Linked DNA regions of Mus musculus: region 2 is linked to region 1. A link is a loop called in an ENCODE intact Hi-C map of the cell type or tissue named here. Cell type or tissue: heart. All regions are shown on one strand.

Region 1 (2,500 bases):
GTCTGTGGATAGGAACTCAGCTCAGTTAGGTGAAGCAGCTGCAAAGGTTCCTTCCAGACCTGCCCTACTGTTACTAGGCCTGAAGATCCTCTGATGAGATCAGCACTTTCATTCTTTCTGGACGAAAGCCCTGTAGATTAATGTAACTTTCTGGAAAAGTTAAACATAAAAAATTAGGTGCTCAGGACAGTTTTTGTTGTTGTTGTTTTTTGTTTGTTTTTAAAATCACAGTTAGATACTAAGGGCAAATAGGGAGACAGCATTATAACCTCCAGAATATGACTTTTAGCCTCGGCCAACTTTCATCTGCACAGAGTAGCTGAGAGCTCTCTTCTCCTCCTTTATCTGGCACATGTGTAATTTAGGGAACAAATACTACAGTTCAGTGTCGCTTTTTAAGAACACATAAATATTAAGTTTCCAGAAAGGCCATTGGAAGTAAGCAAATGTTATCAATGACATATTTAATCTAGCGTGATTCAAACCTATAGGAATCGCTGGCCAGGCGCTGCTAACACATCCAACTGTTTGACTTCAGCTCTCCTCAATTTGTGTCTATGCCTCCAGGCAGCGTTCACTGTGGGTACAATCTGGCATCTCTGCGTCCTCCAGAGTTGATGGAGATGAAGAGAGACGACAGGGGAAGAAGACCAACCAGGAGGGGATGATCGTCTTACTGTATCCCTAAGGGTAGCATCCTGCCCATGAACTTAACAGTTAAGGGGCAGCAATACATTTTCTATGAGTCTCTCTCTCTCTCTCTCTCTCTCTCTCTCTCTCTCTCTCTCTCTCTCTCTCTCTCTCTCTGTGTGTGTGTGTGTGTGTGAGTGTGTGTTGGGATTAAATAAATTTATCGAGGCAGTAAGAAGATAAAAGCCAGATTTAAAATCCCACTTAGAAAAGCAAACTCAAGATAGCACACTCTGCACTGTGCAGACAGCTTGTGAAAATGCTCCTTCTGCCACCCCATGCCTCTGTGGTGGAATTACATGAATGGAGAGACTACAAAGACAGAAGTCACGCACAAGAGTCTAAGTCTAGTCTCTCAGACCTTAGCTGACTCACCGGCAGAGAGACTATGAACAAAGTTCAAACAACTAATTTAATGTCATACCACAAATATATGAATTAACTTGAAATTAGATTGAAATTAGATTAAAATTCTTAAGTAAGTCTTCTAAAAAGCTAAAAACCAGTTGTGGCATCTAAGTTGATTTGTATCTATTTATGTCCATAAACTACATTAAGTAGGAAAGTGTATTGGTGCTTCAGGAAAGCCACTCTGTTCACTTTCTCTTCTACATCACCAACATACCTCAAAGCCTGAAAATGGAGCCCTAAAAGCTGCCTTATTAAAACAAAAATTTTCTTTTAATTTAAATGCTTCAGAGAAGGACAGGATCAGCCAGTCTGGAAAGCAACTGTCCAGCCAGTTGTTGGCCGCCCATTATACCCTCCCCTCACAGCCTCATCACAGTTAGAGTTCTTCATGTTAAACTTCCATCTTAACAGTGCCTAGAAGGGTGAACACAGAGTTTAATTCTGGCCAACAGGAGGAGAAAGCAAGCCTGCTGGGGATCTCCCACAAGAGGGTATGGCTGCTTCTATAGTGTCAACAGACGCTACAAGAGTCTAATGACTCTTGTATTGATGAGATATTTTTATTTACTTATTATTCCGCTTTACCATAAAAATTTACTATAGGACAATTTTTTAGACATTCCTTATATAGATAAAATGTTCATAATTCCAATTCTAGAATATGGAGTAAACAATGATCAAGCTGGCTATACTTCCAGAGTAAGTACTCCTTTTAATCTTTCTTCATTTCACTGTGTCATGACTAAGATTACGCTGATGGATTAACTAATGCTAAGATATTAAATTCTATTAATATGATCATTTTTAAGCTACCAAAGTGCACTAAGAGGATCCCCACCACCTGCGTTGAGCACTCCTGGCAGCTGCCCTATGCTCTTGCATGTCGGGGGACCAAGTCATCTACTCTGTGTAGTGCAGACATTCTGATTTCATATGCTTTGTAGAGGACCCTGAATCACAGACATGCTTAGATTATTGGAGGTTGGTATGTAATCATCACAAAGCAAGACAAAATACCTTGCAATTCATTAGGAGTTTAAAAATTGCTCCTGGTTAGTATATCAGTTTTAGCATTTTCCCTTATTATTTATTTTCTCTATCCTTAAATCTTAGCAAAATCTCTTAGGAACAGGTGATAATGAGAGTAGATCATGACTAAACAAGCACAACTCACTTAACAGTCAAACACGTGGCCAACACAAAGATTTCTAGAACTAAAAACTAGGTGTCGGCATGTAAAATAAGGCAAAATATCAGAACTTAATTAAAATCTCAATTTAATGAGGTAAACCTTCTTTTCTAGCTATTTAGAAGCTGATTATGGGATGGATCCCCGGATATGGCAGTCTCTAGATGGTCCATCCTTTCATCTCAGCTCCAAACTTTGTCTCTGTAACTC
Region 2 (2,500 bases), 130 kb before region 1:
ATTGTGCATTTTATTAATGCATTCCATCTTCTGAACAGGATAGCTTCCTACAACACCAACATTGTATATTGTTACACTCTGTATCTTACCCAAGACATCTGTTCTAGCCTTCTGTGCAGAGTGGTGACTTGAATGTTAACTAGCAAAAATGTGATTTGACTTTTATTAAGTATTCTGTTAAGCACATGTATAAGTATTTTTGAATTTTGTTGAATTTTAAGCGGGAACTGTTTATTAATTCAGTTATTTGATTATGTCAGTTTTGCAGATTCCCTGGTTGATGAAATTTGATTGATGTCTTCTATAATGGGTTTTTGGTTTTTAGCTTGATTTTAGTAACGAAATGCTTGCTCTACTAAGCAGAGTGTCCTACCCCAGGGACTGCTCTGGTGATGAATAGAGAGTGGCTGCTCAGTCAGTCTCCAGGTGTCCTAGGCATAAGGACATTACTAGTCGAGCCAAGATTATCTTTTGGTTGCCCTTGCTACCTACGTAGAAATACTTAGAGCCCTGGTCTTTCATTTCTCATGCTTACAGTTATTGTAAGGGCATACGATCATTAGTCATATGAAGACTTGGTAATTTGTACTGAGTTCAGAAGATGTCTGTATAAGATTTTGCTTTAGAAGTGATTCTTACAGTGTTTACAGAACTTCGGTCTTGGAAAGGAAGGTATAGGTCACCAAAATAAGAAAGAGCTGCCAAGTATTTCTAGCTTTTTAAACACAAATTTATACTCACATTAGATAACATTTCATTTAAACGGCTCAGTGAAAATAGGAATTCTGACCAGTGTGACCCCGGGGAGTCTAGGCTGGGGCTCCCTGAGGTTTAACAGATTTCAGGGAGAGAAATGTTTTCTTTGGTGTTAAGTAGAGAGGGAGTTGGGCAGGCAAGGTTTTCTCTCTAGTGAAGACCTCCAACCATGATGGGCTGGCAGTCTGTAGCCTCTCCTCCATCCAGGGAGACAGAGCCTTGCAGGTCAGAACTGGCCATGGGAACAGCACTGATGGGTGGCAAGGCTTCTGCAGTTGGTTCTTTCAGGAGAAGCTGGTGGCAGAGAGAATTTGGGGGTGGGAGGTGAGGAAATTTTTAATAAGGAAACTCTGTTCCTAGGAATATGTAGCACTCAGTGAAGTGTAAGATGTTAAAAGACACACACACAACACACACACACACACACACACACATACACACAACACACACACACACACACACATACACACAACACACACACACACACACAGAGACACATACACACACACACACAACACACACACACAACACACACACACACACACACACACACACATACACACAACACACACACACAGAGAGAGAGAGAGAGAGAGAGACAAAGACAGGCAGAGTTAGGCAGAGGAATAGGGCAGATCCTTTTCTGAGACAGCAGAGCAATGTGGTTTTTAGAGACAGGCAGAGAGTATTGCACAGGGAAGCCCTGCCTCGTGGGAACATCAGGGGAAAGGGCAAAGGGAACTTGGGACAGGGCTGGGCGTGGGTGTCCCTTCAGTCGGGGCTCAGCAGTGCCACCTGAAGCTGCAAACTGGGCCATGCGAGGTGGTGTGGGAGGCAGTGTCTGAACACCATGTGAGTAAAACCAAAATATAAATAGCACAGGGCTATTCAGGAATGAGTGTGTCTACATTAACACACCCTTTCTCGGGCGAGTAAATGGTCAGGGGCACAGGAACTGAGCAGGAACCTGCAGAGGAAGAAGCATCATAAAAAGTATTTTTAAAACATGTATAAACACTGATAAAATTTGCCAAATTCTAGAAAAAGAAAAAAAAATCCCCCTGTCATCTCTATTTCTTTTTCCGTGACCAGAGCCATAGCCTTGCTTTGACTGGCCTGGCGGTGCCTTGTTTTGCTTTTTCTCGTCACTGAATTGACTTGCTTCAGGACGGTCAGAGAACGCACTAGCAGGAAACACATGTTTTTAGCGGGTGGTTTTAAGCGGGAAATTGTCTCTGGGGGAGACAAAATCAATTACATGCTTTCTAATAAGAATGAACACCACCTTTGCTTAATTTCCACTCCCTCTTGAAACCTCATTAAAAACGACCACAGGGCCTTTGTCTTTTCTTCAAAATCCATAAAGACAAAGAGAACAGGAAGAGCAAGATCCCCAGAAACAGCTGAACACAGCAGTGGCCAAATAAGTGATAATTGCTTATCCGCAGCCTCAGGAGCTGCCAGAGGCTGCGTGGCAGCCATGGCCAAGGGCTGGGGGCTAAGCGGGAGGGATGTGAGAAGCAATCTCATTCCCACTGCAGACCACCTGCTTGGATGAGGAGTGCCCGGCAGTCAGGGAGCCAGTGAGGTAGGGAGAGGCGGGAACTGTCTCAAAGCTGGGTCAGGAAGCAGTCAGAGCTGCTACCTACCTGACAGTGGTGAAGGTTAAGAATGGCAGCCTCATCCTTCAGACAGAGAAGTCAGAGGTAAAGCTGGGAAACTTTCCAACAGCGTAACAATGTAA

Evidence for each region. Peaks named below come from ENCODE experiments on the same cell type or tissue, not always from the same donor. Only the 100,000 strongest peaks of a DNase experiment are listed, where the experiment ranks them.
Region 2: it touches region 1 in a loop (2.5-fold over the local background); 8 of 42 quality-filtered maps call a loop at or near these places.

The regions. Positions count from the first base shown.
Region 1 is chr17:50,774,483-50,776,982 of GRCm38, forward strand. The region is part of intron 18 of Tbc1d5 (TBC1 domain family, member 5); the gene reads right to left. Among named protein-coding and RNA genes, the nearest start is that of Gm41598, 15 kb to the right of the region's middle. In heart, a CTCF peak has its summit at 980; no DNase peak of the experiment used is centred here.
Region 2 is chr17:50,641,983-50,644,482 of GRCm38, forward strand. All of the region lies in intron 4 of Plcl2 (phospholipase C-like 2), which reads left to right. Among named protein-coding and RNA genes, the nearest start is that of Plcl2, 130 kb to the left of the region's middle. In heart, a CTCF peak has its summit at 1,552; a DNase peak (open chromatin) is centred at 1,569; H3K27ac peaks cover 1,032 bases.